Linked DNA regions of Homo sapiens: region 1 is linked to region 2. The links are chromatin loops, found by intact Hi-C in ENCODE. Cell type or tissue: chondrocyte. All regions are shown on one strand. Links, peaks and the distances in the headings refer to the core of each region. The heading gives the core; the rest is flanking DNA.

Evidence for each region. Hi-C counts contacts between places; a loop is a spot of excess contacts. Peaks named below come from ENCODE experiments on the same cell type or tissue, not always from the same donor. Only the 100,000 strongest peaks of a DNase experiment are listed, where the experiment ranks them.
Region 1: it touches region 2 in a loop (8-fold over the local background); 23 of 110 quality-filtered maps call a loop at or near these places.

The regions. Positions count from the first base shown.
Region 1 is chr11:27,120,305-27,130,725 of GRCh38, reverse strand. BBOX1 (gamma-butyrobetaine hydroxylase 1) reads right to left here. Exons shown (of 9, transcript NM_003986.3): 8 at 4,906-5,072; 9 at 2,917-3,433. The coding sequence ends at 3,273. All of the region lies in intron 3 of BBOX1-AS1 (BBOX1 antisense RNA 1), which reads left to right. Among named protein-coding and RNA genes, the nearest start is that of BBOX1, 85 kb to the right of the region's middle. In chondrocyte, for the core only: CTCF peaks have their summits at 5,642 (motif pointing right) and 8,380; no DNase peak of the experiment used is centred there.
Region 2 is chr11:26,748,034-26,758,454 of GRCh38, reverse strand. No RefSeq gene overlaps it. Among named protein-coding and RNA genes, the nearest start is that of SLC5A12, 31 kb to the right of the region's middle. In chondrocyte, for the core only: CTCF peaks have their summits at 4,120 and 4,384 (motif pointing left); no DNase peak of the experiment used is centred there.

The sequences.
Region 1 (10,421 bases), core at 1,503-9,502, 370 kb before region 2:
CATCCAACCATTAGGGATGTGACTTTGGTCACATCACTAAATGTCTCCAGGAAAACATAAGATGATTTCAACTACCATCTATATACTTTCCAAGTGTAGATCTCTAATTCAGATTTCTGTTCCGTAGTCTATGTGCACATATATCCAACTGTCAGATGGAATAGCTCAGTGGCAACTCAATCTCAGTTTGTTCGAAATCGATTTTATTGCTGAACAAGCTTGATCCTACTATTGTGGCTTCTTTTCCCTGTGCACAACCCATTTCTCCTAACTATAAACCCATAAGACAACAAGCTAGACTCTCCCTCATTCTTTACATGCAGTGGGTCAAGTCCTCTAGATTTTGCTTTCTATGTATCTCTCGATTCCCTCTTCCAGTGTTCTAATTCAGTGCTCCTTAATTTTGCATCTGGCTTCCTGTAGTTACCTCATAAATAGTTTTATGACCTTCTTTCTTGCCTGTTTACAATTCCCTTCACCATGAAGCTAGATGAATCCTTAAGAAATGAATATCTAATCAAGGCACTTTGCTCCTTAAAAACCTTTAAATGGTTCCTAATTGCTTTCAAGATAAAATACTAACTCCTTAATGTAACATGCATTTAGACATTTCATGACTTGATCATTGTTTCTGTTTCCAGCTTCATATATCCCTTCTCATACTAAATCACCCTCTTCCTCTGCAAATTCTGCTTTTATAACTAATTTATAGTTAATATCTATTGAGTACTAACCCTGATCCTGGAACTATGCTAAATGTCTTATATCAGTATTTTCCAAACTTCACTGATGATGAATATCACCTGGGATCCTTGCTAAAAATATAATTCCTGGTCCTCATCCCAGACCCATTGAATCATAATCCTCAGGGAATGATCTGGGAAGATGTATTTTTTAAAAAAGCACCATGGGTGTGACTTATCATCTGAGAAATTTGAGAAAACACTGCTTTACATGAACTTTCATTTAATCCTCATAAAAATGTAATGGGATAAGAACTGTTATTAGTTTCATTTATAGATAGAAATAATGAGGCTTAAGGGGAACAGTAACAGTTATTTGTCCAAAGACACGTGGTTTGAACCTAGGCATACAACCCCAGAATTCACATTACATCGTAATCTATTTCTTTCACTTGTAAGTCAACACATGCCATGTTTCTACTCTCAATTCTCTGTGCCTCTTCTACCCTTTAACTTGGAGTTTTATTTCACCATCTTTGCCTGGAAAACTACTATGAACCTTTATAATTCAACTTAGACTGAAGGTTTTCTTAGCATTCCCAGTCTGGTTTGGTTGCCTTCCTGAGGGTCATTCTGTTAACACAGCACATTATAATCTATATCCTTATCTGCTCCCCTACCAGACTCTAAGAAGGTAAATTTCATGTCCTTTGGTATTCTTATTTTAGCAGAGTGCCTGACATATATCAGATATGTGATAAATATCTGTTAAATAAGTAAAAGTATAAGAAGTCACTTTAGCTGGGCAAGTGCCTTGGGTTTAGATGCTATGAATGGATGAATCTAGGGTCACTCCAGCAAATTATTTGTTTTTAGGTATTGAATGTTGCGTTTTAGAATCAGGCCATGCATCTCGAATTTACTTGTTTTTATTCTAGGAGCATTTTAGGAGGTATGGGATTGAGAACCCAACTCATTCCCTTTGTGGTTCAAAGGAATCAAACATGTGATATACTACAGTAGCCCAAATCAAGACCAGATGATAGAAAAGGACAATGAGGACCCCAGAAAGGGGTAGTGTTATAAGGGAAGGAGGAGTCTTGGCTGGAGATGTGGACTTCATACCAGAATTCAAAGTGTCCGAGTGGTGTGCCCACACAGGCTAAAGGTAGTCTTCATCTAGACTCCCTGTGCCATGGGCGCACTTTGTGGAAATTGAAATGGATGTGCAGCAAAAGTCAAAACAACAATGGAAGTAATGTTTTCTACTTGGTCTGGAGGCAACAAGTAGAGAGCTCTGCAGTGGTGGCAATAATTAAGACTTTTCGAACAGGAAGCTTGATTAGGTCCAAAAATCTATGAACTACCAGGATTTCAGCAAATGGTAATGCTAAGTCTTCTTGGCAGGGATAGAGAGAGACTGGATTCAATAAGAATAGGAATTCCATTGCTGGCAGTGACACCTGTGTTCCATCACTAGGGCAAGGCAGTGACTATGGAGGAAGCTGGGACCAGCAGGGAAAGCTGTCCAGAGATTTGCAGACATCGTGTTATTCATAAGTAGTACCTGTCTCTTGGTTTTACCTTGTCCAGTTGTTAGTCAAAAACAAGAAATGAGGAGATCTGATTCGTAGACACATGGAAGCAATGCTGACAGCGGTTGGGAGTATTTATTTGGGACAAGATAAAATTAGACGAGGCTGAGTGCAGTGGCTCACTCCTGTAAGCCCAGCACTTTGGGAGGTTGAGGCCGGTGGATCACCTGAGGTCAAGAGTTTGAGATCAGCCAGGCCAACATGGTGAAATCCTGTCTCTACTAAAAACACAAAAAATTCGCTGGGTGCGGTGGCAGGCACCTGTAATCCCAGCTACCCAGGAGGCTTAGGCAGGAGAGTTGCTTCAACCCCGGAGGTGGAGGTTGCAGTGATCTGAGATAGCGCCATTGCACTCCAGCCTTGGCAACAAGAGTGAAACTCTGTCTAAAAAAAAAAAAAAAAAAAAAAAAAGTGAGACTAGATTTTCTCTTTATTAATCATGCTTTGTTTAGATGTCATAATTTAGGTAGTAAAAGAAAATGTTGGAATCACTAAATTGGCAAGGTCTGGAAATTTGGATAAAAGAATTCTATAATAAAAGTGCATAAAACAGATCTTTGGAAATATAAAACCTTTTCCAAGCATGCTAAAGATGGTCGTGTGCAGTCTTGGAAAATGAGATCCTATAGGCAACAGGGTAGAAGCATGTTTTGAGACAAGTTTTATTTGAAACAAAAGGCTTATTTGAAGAAATTTTCATTTGCTACAAAAACTATTTGTAGACATTCTGGAGATACTCATATATGGGCAAAAGAAATTAGAGCAGGCATGCAACAGAGCAGAAAGGATGCTTTATTTGCAAAAGAGTGGTGAAACATCTAAAAAGTTGACATTGTATATGATTACAAAGTAAAGAGTACTCTTGTGAGAGAAGTTACATGTTCATTGTTAAGGAAATTATATGTAAATCACAAAGATCATGGTCTGTGAATAATGTGCCATATCTCACAAAATATGGTCATTGGAATCTTATTAAAATTATCTACAGGTGACTTCAGTTTCCATTCTCCACCCTCTGCCTTAAGATACGAAGCCTTGACATGACCACATCCCAGTCAGCATAAGCTCCTTCTAGATGGCGGGATATCTCAGTTCCTGCTTCATAGCTACGTCGGCCATGAAGTAAGCGCCAGTTATCAAAAGTAATCACATCACCTAAAGAAAAGATTTTTTCCAATATGAATAATTGTGTGTTTAAATGACTTACAGAGCTAGAAAATGTAACATGCAAAACACAGCTGCTGCTTGGTTCACATCAAGAATCATCGCTTATTTCTTTACATGAAACTGCACATTTACTTTTCCACACAAATCAGGCCACTGGATGCAAACTGCTTTAGACCTTATGACAATTAAACTACCTAGCCTGGTAGTCTCCTGAAGGTATTTTAATCATTCTTATTTAAAATATTATCTCTGTGTAAAACATCTGTATCGTTTTGACTGATCGATACCTCATTAGAAATGTTTCTTCTGCCGGGCGCGGTGGCTCACGCCTGTAATCCCGGCACTTTGGGAGGCCGAGGTGGGCGGATCACGAGGTCAGCAGATCTAGACCATCCTGGCTAACATGGTGAAACCCTGTCTCTACTAAAAATAGAAAAAATTAGCCAGGCGTGGTGGCAGTGCCTGTAGTCCCAGATACTCAGGAGGCTGAGGCAGGAGAATGGCGTGAACCCGGGAGGCGGAGCTTGCAGTGAGCCGAGATCACGCCACTGTACTCCAGCCTGGGCGACAGAGCAAGACTCCGTCTCAAAAAAAAAAAAAAAAGAAAAAAAAGAAATGTTTCTTCTCAGTTTAACAGCTTCAGAAAATAAAAAGGATAGTGAAATTCTTAGTTTGTCTTCTGTGTGCCTAGTATTTTATGCCACATTATTTCTAAGCCTCATAAGAATCCTGAAAAGAAAGTATTCTCTCATCTTTTCACACATGAAGAAACCGAAGCTTTAAAAAATTGAGGAATTTACCCAAAACTACACTGCCATTAAATAGTCGAAGCTTGGATTCTAACTTGTATTTTTTGTATTTTTTCCCCCTATAATGTTTTCATTTTACATGTTGCCATTTTTAAAATTAACCTGCTGTGACTGCATGGCAGTGGATTTATGGAGATTCCTATTAACTTATTATACCAAAGATCAATTAAAAATATATACAAAGGAAAAGAATCTTCCATCTGGCCAAACCGACAGCAGAGAGAAATTACACCTTTTATTGTAGATGCCAAAAGCCTCAGGTTTGATGGCACTTTACTGAGTAGAGATGGTCCAGAAAAAATATAATGCTTTCTGCTTTTTTTATCTCAAGTAACTGGAATACTTTAGGTACTACTTTATTTCAGGTAGTACTGTCTCCACTAGTAAAGCCTAATGAGTAAGCATCACTTGTGTGTGTTAGAGTAAGAATCATGAGGATATTTCTATTTGTTTATCAGGATAAAATAATTAAGCATAAACCTCAATGAGGGCCACGAGTCCACTACATAAGCAAGTCAGTTGCTCACCAAGATTCTGTTGTTGGTGTTCTACATGCCATACCTGAGAAAAACTGCTCTGGATATAATTCTAGGTGGTTAAGGTTGAAGAAAATCCATGCTTTTGGTTATTTGAGAAAATGTATTCACTGACCTGGATTCATCTTGAAGGTAAACTTGGATTCTTTGCTGTTCATGAGGTCAACAAACTCCTTCAGAGCAGCATAAAAAGGCTGAACTCTTTCAACAGGCACATCAAATATTGTGTCCCTAGTTGCGTTATTGAAGTTGATGCGAACCACTTGGCCTTTATCATCTAACCTGTTTTATTAAGAGAAAAAATTAATATATAATTCATGAAATATCTATTTACATTGATAAGAGTCAATTCCTCTTCAAATATATTTTTGAAACACCATATTAAAAAATCCAAATACATGTACAGAAGATATTAAGGCTACCTGTGGTGCAATGTATTCTCTTTTTTTTCATTCATTCATTTAGATTTTTTTTCTAAATCTTACTACCTCAGTACCAGGAGAACTCAACTTAAATTAAAATAAGTATTACTGAGAGATTCAAGTTAAAAATTTTGTTATGCTTAGTTAAAGTCATTCATTCTTTGTTATTTGAAACAGGTATTAAAATCCTTTCATGTTACAAATTTATAGGTCAATTGTTCTATGTGTTTCATTTATTAAGGTTCTAAGTATGATGGTTTTATTTGAGGGTATGATGGGAAGAAAATTCTATTTTTTAAATAGTTTGAAATGCATGATTCTAATTCAATCCTTAGTTTACAGGTGGGAAAACCAAAGCATGAGAAAAGAAGGGACTAGCCTGAGGTATATTCTTTCTATCTATTTACTCATCCTACCTATCTTAGTATTGAGTCTTCCAGAAGATGGTGCTGTATCTCATTTAATGTTGTATTCCTAGCACTCAACATAGAGCCTGGACATAACAGACAGTTAATAAATGTTTGTTGCACATATCACTCTCTATATTTTTTAGTACCTTGGGAGGGCACTAAGGTTTTTATTTTTAGTAATTTGAGAGCTCTTAATGTTGTGATCTCTATTCTCTTTCTCAAAATATGGATTATGACCATGCCAATGTAAGATAATACAGCATTTAATATAAAGAAAGAAGGCCGGGCACGGTGGCTCACACCTGTAATCCCTGCCTCCCTTGGGAGGCCAAGGTGGGCGAGGCAGTTGAGGTCAGGAGCTCGAGGACAGCCTGGCCAACATGGCAAAACCCTGTCTCTATTAAAAGTACAGAAAAAATAAAAAGCTGGGCATGGTGGCCCATGCTTGTAATCCCAGCTACTTGGGTGTGGTGGCAGGCACCTGCTTGAACCTAGGTGGCAGAGGTTGCAGTGAGCGGAGATCGCACCACGACACTCCAGCATGGAAAACAGAATATGACTCTGTCTCAAAAAAATAAATTAATAAATAAATAAGGAAAGCACATTATTTCTTAGATTTGAGCTTTGGTGGTTATAATTAGCAAGACATGAACATCACCCAGATACAGAGGCAAAAAGAGGAAACTCTTTTGTAGCTTATTGGGAAGGTGGACCTTCAGACGATCTTAAAGTGTCAGTCAACTTTATCTTTTCTTTAGGTAGAAACAGGATGAATGCATGCAAACTGAAGGTGACCAAGGATGGTGGCAAAGTACCTAGGATTACTCCTGGGAGCAGCATCCTAGAAGGACAAGTGCAGGAAGTGCTAATGAGAGCCAACAACTGACCAGGGCCAAGGCTTGGTCGGTCAGACCAAACACACATACACCTGGGTTTGGTGACCCTGGTTTGGGGTCTGGGTTACATTTAGTGAATATTATCAACAAATGGGGAAAGATGCCATTGACAGTGAAGTACAAATTGTGATGATCAGGGCCCCTTGTGCATGGTGGCTCTGAGCCAAACGGCAATTGTAATGGTAAACTCAACAGTTGGTGATTAGCACCAATTCTTTGCTTATTGGGTAAGGCCTTAAAACTACCTATTGAACCCACACTGGGAAAGAAGTAAAAGGAAGGAACAGGCTTTCAAAAAGGCTCTTAGACTCTTAAAACATAGATTTGCATGTATTAATAACAATACAAATGTGACTCACTAGGTAATGGAGTACCCTACCTGCTTCCACATGCTTTCACATAAATCAAGAATTCTGAGCCTTTTGGATACAGCTTTATGTACAAAGAATCAGATGGAAGGGAAGTCAGTAGAAAAGACTGTGTACCTCTAGGATTTAGTGGTACAGAGACTACACGACCTTTCAATTACCCCCTTAGAGTTCATGCTGCTGGTTTCAGACCTCTGTCACAGTGTCTGAGGCCATTTGCCTTTTGATATTAACTGCAAGATTCTAGCCCTACTGCTTCTGACCCACTTTCCTCTTTTTTTTTCTTGTTATGTGTTCTGTACATATAACATTATCCTCTGTGTCATCCGCCAAGGGATGTCATGACTTTGGAACTTCTGGGGGGGTCGTCTGTTTCAGTCACCCTCAAGATCTGCTTTACTTTTCTTCCACTATTACCATAGCTCCTTGATTTGAATGGTTATGCTAATTATGAGCTAACTATTCTAGAGTCCTTGGGTATATCCTCATGTATCAGTGAAATGAACTTTGTGATTAATAAATGTAATGAAAATCAGAATTGGATGCCTCATGGTATACTAGATTAGGCTTTCATTTTTAAGAGTTCACCTATATAGAAAAGTAATCAACTTTTTGTGTGTGTTATAGTGTAACACAGTCCCTGCTTTCTTTTACCTACTGTTTATCTGAGAAAACAAGACACAAATGTATTATTTAGCATTCTCAGCAATAATAGGGGAATGGAAAGCAAATTTTGTTGTAAGATATAGAGGGGACATTATTCTGAGGATTGAAGAATGTTAGAGGAGATGGGTAGCTGGTACCTTGAAGACCAACCTAAAATGAAAAATTGAAGGTTAGCAAGAAATTTGATGCCTTATAACAGAACAGCAGGGTCTAATGTAAGTTTGCATGCTGAGGAAAGGTAAAAAGCCACAAAAGATGGGAGTAACTGGCTATACATTCGCTATACATAAAGGACAAATTAATTAAACTTAAACCAACAACATAGTGGCAGTGAACCAGCAAAAGCAAAACATTATCAATGATGCCAACAACAACAAAAAAAAAACCAAAGAAAGGACTTTTAAAATGATCTTCCACAGTTTGTGTTGTGAATACTCCTCATTAGTGACAGCATTATGTCTCATTGATAGATACAATGTTTTATGGAACTTGTTGTATTTGTTGTGGGAATACTACTACAGTGTTGTCTACCATGTCATAATTTATGAGGATCTGCAGGAAAAATTTATTTCGGACTTCGAAAGCATCTTGTCTTATAACTGATTATAGTCTCTGTTTGCTTTGGTTTCTAGAAATTCAGACCTGAAATAGAAATCTCCCCCCAGTAAGTGTGTTGGACTTCATGCATATTATAACTAGCTAAAATGTATTCTGCATTTTCTAAACTAGGCACAATAGTAGGGGCTTCCATATATTAACTCTGCAATTCCTACTTCAATCATGTGTGGCAGTATTTTTTGTTTTCGTTTTTTTAACTGGAAAATATACTGTGGATCAGCAAGGGTAAATAATCACATGAGAGATTACACAGCTGGCAAGTAAAAGACTTGAATTTACGTGATTGAATGTGTAGTTGATAGGATAGCTGAGTCTCACCGTCATTAATTTTGCTTGTTTCTTTATTGATTTATTTTTCTTTGTACTGAATTATAAGTAATTCAGTCAGCAGCATAAAAGACATTTTTGTACTAGGACATAAAAATTTAAGGATTTAACCACAAAGAAAATTAAATTAACCCAAACACTTAGGAGATGGAGGCCCTCTGTTAACTGAGAACGCTCTGTTTCATTTCCTGTTGTTGAAAATATACTTTTAAGTGAATTAATGTTAACCACTTGATATTTATTCTCTAGGGGCTATTCCTGAGACCTCACACATGGCCAAATTTTGAAATTTTACTACAGAAAATATCAAAGCCAAGTCATGAGCCACATGGTGGACATTCAGTTAATCTTATCTATAGCTATGTTTCTTGCCTCTGTTCACTAGCCTTGCAGAATCTGTAATCGTATTGTGTCTTAACAAAATTTTGATTTGTCATGAATTTTTAAGTTAATATTTGACTAGTTAAAACTGTCACATTATAACTAAGGGTCTCAAGTTATTTCCTTTTCACCTTGATGAGTGAATTCTTAGAAAACGTCTCAGGTTTATTCTGGACTAGAATTTCATTCTTGACGTCTATCTTTTTCTCAGACACTTCCTCCAATCTTTCACGAAAACAATCTGTTTATACATGCAAAATGTAACCAAAAACTGATCCTTCTCCACACCACCACTGCTGTCACTCTAGCCACTCATGTTCAAGGCACCACCATTGCTAGCCTGGAGTCATGCAGTAGCTTCCTAGCTGGTCTTCCCGCTACTATCCTTGCTCTTTCTAGCAGTCAGGGTGACCCATTTAAAATATAACTAAATTTACATAAATATCAAAGTCTTTCCTTTGATCAGGATCTTGCAGCAACTTCTTACTTCACTCAGAGTAAATGTTACTGTTATAATTTGCTAACAAGACTCTACAGGAACTTGTCCCTACCTGACTTCCTCCCCTAATACTTGCATCCTTCACTCTGTTCCAGTCACACTGGTCTCCTTGATGTTCCTTGAACACTCCAGACATGTCCTTAGGACCCTTTTAGAACTTTTGGTCTAGCAGTTTCGGGAAACTGCTTCTCTTCTGAAAACTCCATCACTCGTTTAAGTGTTTGCTCAAATCTCAGTAAAGCTTTCCCTCACCACGCTCTTTAATAATGCAATTTCCGTCCTTGCTAAGCCCTACAGATTCCCCTTATCTTGCTATGCTCTTCCTTTTTTTCTTAAGCATTTAATAATTTTTAACTTTTATTATAATTTACTCATCTGTTTAAAAATCTTTAAAATTTCCCTTCCCCCATTAGAGTATAAGCTATATGAGGGGAGAGATCTTTGTTTTGTCCACTGATGTATTCCAAGTACCAAGAAAAGTGGCTGGCCTCAATAAATATTTGTTGAATGAATAAATGAATGTACTGGGGATTTAATTATTTTCTAAATGAGTTTATTTTCATACCATTTGGCTGTTTCTCTTAATAGAAAAATTTAAACTCAATTCTAAAATTCTAAAATTATACCCCCCTACCAAAATTAATCGAGGTATAATTAAATAAACTGTTGTAGAAACAAAATGTAAGTTAATTTGCAAATAAAAAGATGAATTTGTGGCCTTTGTAGGTACTTGGAAAAATTATAATAAAATAATATTAAATAAAAAGAAAGGGAGAATACAAAATGTTCTGTGTAGGTAATATATGATCTTTGTTGGCTTAGTATCTCTTTGGGGAGCCTCCCTGTTTCATTCTCAGTCCGTGTGATTCAGATGAGGCTGACCCTGCTCCAGAGTTGAACATGTGATCCAGGCATGGACAATCAGAATTCTCTAACCCACTGGCCATGATGATTGATTCAGGGATAGACTTGGACAGAAATTAGGGATTGAGTCATCTAGCTTTATTGGGAAGTAAAAGCATTGTTTGTGGTGTGATTACTAGC
Region 2 (10,421 bases), core at 1,299-9,298:
GCAATGACAAGAATGGAGTTGACAACTACACAGAGAATCTCAGTGCCCACCTTTTCAAACTCTAGATGTTTAAGTGGCCAAAGTGTAGTCTCTTTCTTTCTGTAATGTACTATTTCAAGTCTTTCACATCTGCCATTGGTGTTATTTTAATAATTGGTTTTTTTGGCTTTCAATCTTACCATCTGACTATAGCAGTAAGATAACTCATTCTAAGGCATAGTTCTAAAAATACTTCCACTTAAAATCCTTCAAGGGCTTTTCACGGAATACAGAAAGAAATGAAATCTTCTTAGCCTGGGATTCAGGGCACTGTATGTTCTGGTCTGGGAATTATTTTTAGACTTTCTCCCCATTACAATCTCCTCTGTCTTTAATTCTAGCAATAATTCTGTACTTATTTTCCTCCATTGTGTCATGTACTTTTCATGCCTCCAAGCCTTTGTTCATGGTGTTCCCACCAGCAAGATTTTTCTTTATTTTCATTTTGAATTTTTTTTTCATTAAACCTTTGGGGACCAGCTGAAATATTTCTTCAAGAAACATAAGATCCTCTCAGCTCTTCTGCCTCTGTACTTCATTGGTACTTTGAACATATTATATTTGACATTACATTGCATTATATAGACTTGCCTGTTACATTTATGAATGGCTAGAGATCAAGAAATAAGTTTTTAATCTTTAATTTCTCCCAGGACTTAACAGAATCTCCAAAATAACTTAGTTGCCCCCCAAAGTAGTCAACTGACAAATTATTTTCTGAAAATTATCCTAGAGAAATAAAGTACCTACATACAAAGAGATGTCCTCCTGTTACTTAAGAACTAAAAAGTAAGACTTGTTTAATTTTTTAATGTTTGAGATAAGCCTCCACAATCTTCATTAAAAGCTTCCCTCAGCTACTTTGGTGTTACCAAGTTACCAAATGTCATGACCAGTACTCTGGTTGCTTTATTGTATTTTATGCTACCAGATTAAGAGCCTGCTCTCTGATGGCTGCTACTCGAAAATCACCCTTACAGCAGATACTTTTCAAGGGTCCTGAACACAAAGATTCTTCCTGATTTCTGAAAAGAACATGTTACCAATCAAGAAAAAACAAATTTTATTTACTTCAAAGTAGGGAATATCCTCTGCAGGAATGAAGGATGAGGAACCTGAGGTTTTGAGTAGATCTGACCAGAGCTGCTCAGAGGTATCAGGCACAGAAGAGGATCCTGAGGCAAAGGTAGAGTGGCCAGTTACTAAGACACAGGAAAGAAAACAAGCCAGAAGATTAAAGAAAGAGTAGAGCTCAATAGGTACGCAGACTTGGTGTCAAAGGTAGAATAACATGGAATCAACCGGAGTGTCCATCAACAGATGAATGGATTTCAATAATGTGGCATATATATACAATGGAATACTATTCACCCCTAAACAAGAAGGAAATCCTATCATCTGCAACAACATGAATAAACCTGGCAGACATTATGTTAAGTGAAATAAGCCAGGCACAAAAAGACAAATGCCACACCATCTCACTCATATATGGAATCTAAAAAAAGTCAAACTCATGGAAGCAGAGAGTAGAATGGTGGTTATCAGAGGCTGAGGCTGTGGGGTTGAGGAGAGGTTGGTCAAATTATACAACATTTCAGGTAGAGAGAAGAATGTGTTCAAAAGATCTGTTGTACATTATTGTGACTATAGTTCATAATAATCTATTGTGTACTTGAAAGTTGCTGAGATTTTAAATGTTCTCATCACAAAAAATAGTAAGTGTGTAAGGTAATGTATATGCTAATTACCTCGATTTAACCATTCTACAATGTATATGTATATCAAAACATCATGTTGTATATCATAAATATATAGAATTTTTATTTGTCAACTTAAAAAAGGCAGGGTAAAGATTTCACTTCATAAGAGATTATTGTTTTTCCATTGTTATTAAAAATATATGAATTTCTATTCCAGAATTTAGCATAAAGTATAAGTGAGCAGAGATGTTTCTAAACAAGGGAAAACTCAATATTTAGCTAACTTACACAGCCTTACTATGATAAAATATATGATTTTATTAAGCTCTAAGAAATATTCATAATGGCTTGTAGAAATTTTGCAAGCTCCCTGGAGCCAAGATTTAATATTTGAGGGCATCATTACAGTGGATCTATCCCAATTCAATCACATTTATTTTTGGAACACCTTTATTTCAGGAAGAATATTTCCTCTAGCTTTACTTTCTCATCCTACTGCTTTACTCTCAGCAAAGAGGGTCTTCACTGTAAAATTCAGAGAATTTAAAAATCCCTCTGAAGCCACTCATTTTAATTGTTCAAGTCTGCCAATCTACCCTCTTCCTTCATGAAACCTAAGGCTGCCATCTGCAACTATTTGAAGAGAAAGAGGTCTAGATCCAAGCCTTACAAAGAATTTTCTTCAAGGGAGGCTTAAAATGCGTCCTGTGACATGAGAGTCGCATGACACCAGCTGAGAATAAGGCCTTTTGAGGCTGCTGGAGAAAGCGATCAATGGAGTGAGACCAGAGAGGCTGTTCTTGTCAGCCACGATTTACACACTTTGAGGAATCATCCCCCTTCCCTCTGTTCATGAGTGATTTGTGCTCAGTGAGCTGACATTTTCTCTTTTTATTCATTTATTTTTATTAAAAATCAATACATGCCCTACTATAAAAATTCTAAGTAAAAAATATTGCATAGAAAGCAAAATTATTCTTTTACCATGCCCTTATGTCCCCAATTTTATAGTCAGTCCCAAGTCACTATGTATCCTTGCACATATTATTGTCTACATGTGCTAAAAAGAGTAAGCTCATGCATTTTTATTATCTATATAATATTTCATCACCTTAAACATCTATATAATATTTCATCACCTTAAATATGATATAATTGTATTTCATGGACATCATTTCATATAAATCATCACGTCCAGGCAGTGTGTTCTTTTCACAAGCTTATGAAGTGAACTAGAAATAGGAAAATGTTTTTGTCTTTTTTTTTCCTGGAGATTTGATCCTCTGCTTAATTCCAAATAATCAGTTTGCATTCCTCTGTTCTGTAGCTGCAACTAGAGAACAATTTTAATATTAATATTTGCTGTTTACATTTCTTTACCGTGCCCTTCAGTGAAAATTTACCATCCTTTCAGATAAAGAACAACTGTAGAGCGGTTGTCAGCCGCTCAGTATTTCAAAGTAGAAAGATAAAGGTTGATCATCAGAAACCTGTAACACAAATCAAAAGCAAGTCTTTGCTGGATGGTTTACTGCAGATCATTTCTGTTTTCTTCTTTTCCTCTATCTTTACCCCTTTCTATCTTTCATGTGTCCTTTACTTCTCCTCTGTTTTGACCTCAACTTTCCTGGGTGGTTCTCCGTTGCCTGTCTGCATTTCTCTTCTTTGCTCATGTTTTTCATTTCTATCCTGTCTTACTCTCCTGCTTAACTAATGATTTTATAAAATTATAGTCTTTTTAAAAACATTTTTATGGTAAAGGCCCAGTTGAACATACTGTGACATAATTACAGAGCACCATATAACCATTAAAATTTATAGCATGGAAATATATTTTTAATATAGAAAAATGTATATGATACATTGTCAATTTTTAAAATCTGCAAAACAGTATATATAGCAAAATCCTGTTTTGGAGATAATTCTGTTTATAGAGACATGGGATTTTTAGATAACAGTTTATGGAGTTTATATTTGGGTGGTGATGACGTTATATTATTTTCATTATTTCTTTTCACTTTTTATGTTTAAATTTTTTCTTATTTAGTATACGTGTAAAATAAAATGTTTTTTAAAAAGTAACTTAAACACATTTGCTGCGTTTATTGAATGAAGTCATTTTGTCTTTTCTAAAATTTCATTAAGAAAAATTATGAAGTTAAAAGTGCATAACAAAGGAAAAAATTAAAATTAGGATTTTAAGTAAATAAAAGATAAAGTGATTTTTCAACCACTTAAAAGCCTAAGAAACAAGTACGAGACAATTTTTCTTGCAGGGGTAATCAGGGACTTTGAGTTGAGGCGGCTGCCACCACCAGAAAGAGACATATTCTGCTTATTTTCCAGGTTCATACTGTCCCGCTTGGCCTGAGGTCTACCAGTCCCAACACAGTCAGTCCAGATGCAATTTAGGGGCAGAGCCCTATAAACACATTTGTGATTTCAGCATCTTTCTGAATACAAAACAAAATAAATAAAATAAAAAACAAACTTAAAAAAGAAAATCCATTTCTTTTTACCTGTCTGTGGCCTTTGACTGAATTCCTACTTCTAATCCTTTCCTCTACTCTGAAGTCCTGGGCCCTAAAAATAAACAAAATCCAGCAGGTCTAGGGGTAACCACAGGAGTTAAACATGAAGAGGCTGCCATCTGGTGGTCTCTTAGACCGTGCTTTCATTGTCAGTTTTATTATGCAACACAGCTGGGTCATATTAGACTTGTTTCAAACTGTAGTCCATAGATTATACATACAAATCCTATTCATGCATTCGAGAAGAATTGGGTTCTTATACGGTCATTTTTTATGACTTTTTATGAAGAAAGGGTCATTTGAATTAGGGTGTGTGGCCCATTTCTGGCAGCTTTGCCATTAACATGACTCTGAATGACTTACTGTCTTCAGTCTTTGGAGACTCTTAGAAATTCACAGTGCATCTTACTGTGTGTGTTTGCTGCACACTGACGACGTTTTCCAGACCCCGGTAGAGGCAGCCACACAGAAGGTCTCTGTGTATTAAGCCAACAGAGACTATATTATAAAGATGTCTTAGAATTTCATCATGTGCAAAAAATTGTGTCTGGAGGCTTTATTCAAACACACACAATATTCATCTATTCATTTGCTTTTCCAATATTTGAGGAAAAGGCATGGTGGGCTTCAAATTGCCTTGTGTCATTTTATCTGATGGCAGATGGCTCCTTGGTCAAATAATCAATATCAAAATTACTAAAACATTGAAATTACTGGAAAAAAACATCAAATCTCTTCCAACATAGGCTCCTCAGACATACTATATGACCAACTGTCAACCAGTTCCTGAAGGCTGCAGTTTTTGGAAACAAAAAATTCAAAGAAGTGAGTTTCTCTAACTTTCAATGCATCTGTAGCTGACTCCTCCTCTCCTCCTTCAAATTCAATTCTGAGAATTTGTGTTCTTATTGACTTATCATACTCAGACATCATACTAAGTTCTCCCTCTAAATATCCCCTGATATCTTGCCTCTTCAGTCATCTTTCTTTTATTTTGATTATTTTCTTCAGCAACTTCCTCCTAGTATACAAAGTACTAAAAACTCCATTATCCCTAAAATACAACAAAAGCAAAAAATATGACAAAACTAGTTTTGCTTCGTCCGATATTTTTCTTAAGCCACCATTCCTCCCAGTTTTTCTTCTTTCCCTTAGAAGCCTCTCAAGGGTCTAATTTACATTTCTGCCTTTCTGTGACTTTGAGGATGTGACTTAGACATGGAACTCAATTGGATACGTAAATTAAGATGTCCTCAATAGTGACACAGTATCTTAAGTAATCAGAATAAAAAGGCCATCCAGAAAATAAATATAGTTTGACAACAAAAGAGGGCCAGGGGCTAGAGGTTAAGAAACGCCTACCTGTAAGAGGCAGACAAAGAAAGCAGTGTCAGCATAGCAGCCCAGGTGGAACTTTGGAACATAGCCCTGTAAATACACTTGTGTTTTTGGCATCTTACTAAGGACAAAAGAAAAGAAAAGAAATAAAAATAAAATAGAAAGTAGTTGATGAAGAGGGGCTGAATGATGAAAGAACAAAGTGGATACAGCCAAGTACCAACAACGGTAGTAGAAGCACCAGTGTAAGTAGCAACAATAATAAATGCATTGATGGTTCTGTATATTGATCACACATTTTATACTAACCCTCTTTTAGGTGTTTGTACTCTTTTTCATTTAATTCTCACAGCAATCATCAAGATAAGTGTGATTTTTTTTTTTTTTGGTAGAGTTGAGGAGTCTGAAGCTCAGAGCACTTGTATTATTACTTTTAATGGCAAAAACCGCAATTAACTTTGAACTAGCCCAATATTTCCCAGTTTTACCAAACTAAGATGACAAAAGCTAGACTAGAATTCAGTCCCCTTTTCAACATTTCACACATCCCAAAAGATACAATATGTACACATACACACATATATATGTGTGTGTGGGTGTTATATGTGTGTGTGTGTGTGTATATGTATATAATATATATAATTGCAATATAATAAAATAAGCATAAATAAAATACATACTATGTAAATAAAGTAAATATATGTATAATGTTACATGTGTATAAATACATACGTAAATATAAACTATCTCCTTTTCCTTTGTCCCTCTCTTGACAAATGCCAAAGAAGACTCAGGCTAAAGCTTTATTCTCTCTTCCTGTCTCATTTTCTGTTGATTCCATTTTATTTCTATTTTGTGTTGATTTGCAGTTGTACTACTCTGAGAATAGTTCTTCATCTTCATTTGTGTTAAAAATCAAGTTTCCGAAAAATTACAAACCCTTTAGACAATCTTTTACCTCCCCTGATTCAACAGCCTGCCTCTAGAGCTGGGGTTCTTAGAAAGCATTCTACACATACGCTGCTTTTTTTCAAACTTTAATTTTACAGAAAAAAAAGGAGTGTATCAGTTTTCTATTGCTGCTGTAAGAACTTCAAGAAACTTAGTGGCTTAGATAATAAATTTATTATCTCACAATTCTCTAGGTCAAAAGTCTGAAATTGGTCCCACTAAGCTAAAATCAGCATGTCGCAGGTCACATTCCTTCTAGAGGCTCCAGGGAAGAATCTATTTCCTTGCCTTTTCCAACTTCTAGAGCCAATCTGTATTCCTTGGCTAGTGGGCCCTTTCTCCATCTTCAAAGCCACTGATGTCAGGCTAAGTCCTTCCCATGTCACCATCTCTCCTTTTCTCCCTGTTCTGCGTACCTCTTCTGCTTTTATAAGGACTCCAGTGATTCCATAAAGCCCTCTGGGATAATCTAGGATAATTTGCCTATCTCCAGTTTAATTTACCATCTTAATTCCATCAGCAATCTTAATTACTCTTTGCCATGCACCTTAACATATTCACATAGAATGTGGACATTTTTAGGGGGCTACTATTTTGGCTACCACAATGATGAGTTAAACAAGGCTCACAAGAATTAGTACAATGAAACTTATATTGTCTTTAATTATGACATCATGACATTTCTCTCAATATATCTATATTTATTGCTACACATAGATGAATACCATAATAATTATTTATGAAATTTTAAACAAATGACAGGCATTATGACCCTTCATACTTCAGAAAGTAGCTTCTAAGAACAAGGATATTCATTTATAATCGCAATGCAACTAGCAAGTTTAGGAAATTATCAATGATACAATACTATCATCTAATATACATATTTCAATAGTTCTTCCCAAACTATCCTTCACAGAAAAAAAAAATCCCACCCAGGATCAGTCATTGCATTTTGTTTTCATTCTTCTTCAATCTCCTTTCTCTGCTATGAAACTGACATTTTTGAAGAGTATAGGACAGTTTCTACAGGAAGTCCCTCAATGTGGGATTTTCTGATTTTTTTTTCCTCATGATGAGATTCAGGTGATGCATTTTTGGCAGAAATACCACATGAATGATGCTGTGTCATTTTAGTGCACTCCATCATGGGGCATGCATCTGGTATCAGGTTGGCCTGTAACGAATTGGTAATGTTAGCTTTGATTACTTGACTAGTGGTGTTTACCAAGTTTTTACACTGTATAGTTGTCATTTTTTTATTCATAAGTAATTAATAATCTGTGGTGAGACATTCTGAGACCAGAGAAATATTCTAATCCTGAGTCCATCAAAATTTCACCCATTGCTTTTAGCATACACTGTTGATTCTTGCCTCAGTTATTAGTAATAGCAATGGAAAAACGGGAATTAAAAAACCCAAATTCATTCTTTTTGACAGTGTTTATGGAAATACTTCCTCATGACCATATTGAATTATAGTTTATGGTAACTGAGCAAAGCCCATGAATATCTTCATCTCTCTAGAGTGTTGGGGACTCTGATTGTATTACAAATTTGATTCAGTATTATCTTGAAATGCTTGAGTGGAAGTCAGGCCATTAGAGTTTCTGGAGTTTCTTAGGTCTTTCATTTTACTAATTCTAAAACATATGGCCTCTGGCTGAGTACTTGATAATTGTTTGGAGTGATTGAGGCTCAATAAGTTTCTACTAATTTTATAATATCTCTCAATGCTGGGCTTACTAACATGGCAGACCCAAGAGATGATGCAATATCATGCCTGTCATTAAGAAACACATAATCTAGTTAGAGAAAATGATAAAAAAAAAAAAAAACAAGTATAGTTAGGAACAGTCTCTGAGATTCAGAACCTTTGTGAAAGAACTGTAGATTAATTGAGTCTTTAAAATTGAATAGGATTTTAATTGGAGGAGAAAACTAGGCTGGTGTTCAAGGTAATAGAAACTGCATAAACTACATGTGGAAGCAGAAAAGAAGACAGCACTGCTGGAGAAAAATTAGGGCAACTACTGAAGAGGAAGATTCATGTTGAAAATTAAAGAGAGGAATTATTTGTAGAAGTAAGATGATGCTAGCTACTGAAAGTTGTTGAAGTTTTAGACGAGATGTTTCACCTTAAAATGACAGATAGAGGTTCTTGAGCAAGATGAAAATGGTATTTTAAGAAAATTACACTGTATAGGTGTGCAGGATGGATTAGAATGGATGGGCACCTGCGGTAGAGAGATTGGTTAACAGGCACTGCAAAATGCTTTGTAAATTAGAATGCATGATGCAAAGGCTTATGAATGTGAGAGAAAGAACCATAATGAATGCCCTTGGGATGCAGAAGGTGGGGTGAGTTTAAGAGATTTCAGAGTAAGAGTCAAAGTAAGTTAGAAGGATATCTCAGCCTAACAGCTGAGGTTCACATCCAGTCTACTTCTGGCTCCTGGCAGACAGTAAGCACACACCATAACTTGGTTGTGTCTATTTTTAAAAAGGATGAAATTTGTATATGGGATAATTACTCAGGATTTCAGGATCTTCACATTGACTGTCCATGTATTATATTCCACCTTGTTCTAGAAAGAATTTCAGAAGGCTTATTAAGTGATTTGTGCAGCACAATAAAATATTGTAAATTAGCCTAGGTTAAATGTGGGCAAAGAAATAAAGAAAAACTGTAAAGGAGTGGATCTGAGACAGAAACATTTAAAAAGTCTAATTCTTCAAACTACAATAAGCAACACATTTAATATGGGTGTGAGCCAGAAATTTTGGTCTAAACTTTCTGGCAGTAATGTCAAAAGTGAACAACCTGACTATTAAGCCACAGCATCATGCAACAAAACCAGATGGATTACTAGATAAACTTTTAAGTAATCTTGGATTACTTAATTGAGAGGATAACGTCTTAATTGCATGTGTTTCAGGTGAAAATTATTTTTCTCTGCAACAAAATTCTCTCTCTCTTTCTTGACACCCTCCACCCCCACCCCATTAGACACAGATGCACACACAGAAAGAAATACCAAAGCTAATAGTAACTGAAGAATAGCTAATGTCCACATTTTCCCATATCAGGTAGTTTTGATGGATAATTTAACATTCCTTCCTCTGCCAAAAATAATTCCAGACAATATTCCCTTGATATACAAATATACAATTGATTATTTTGCACTTATTTTAGTGATGGGCTTGATAAAATTAAGAATTTATAGATAGGGTGATTAGGAGAAGAGAAGTGAGACAGAACAAAAATGAAATTTTCTTTTAGATTTTTACTATGATATAAAAACTTGTGAGCCAGTGTTTGACCTTGATTGTAATAAAGCTACATCATGAAGCTTAACTGAATCTGTTATAAGAAGTTACCTAAATTTGTCATGCAGATAATATTGTGTATCTAAGGAAATATTAGAAAACTCATGCAAGTCAAATGTGTAGGAAATCAAGTGCTGATGGAAATAACATTTAGAAATAAGAACACAATGTCATTTACAGTAAAGTATAATGAGCTGCTAAATTAGGTACTGTGGTCTCAAAAGAGCAAAGTATTTTTGAACAAACCCAAGCCAAAGTAAGTTCTCCAAATGAGAAAGGCTCATTAAAGTAAGATGTTTGGGCTCCATATTTCTGTCATAATGATAATCAGGTACTCCATAATAAGGCGTTGGTGGATTACTGCTTTTATAGGCAAAGCCACTACAAAGTCTTGGCATGTTTCATTTTTGTTACATCCCAGCCATCAATCACAACCGACTCTATACAGCTTCTAAAATAGAAAGAACATTTCATTTAGCAAGGGAGAATTTTATGGGGCTTATTAAATAATACCCTTGTGAGCAAACAGAGA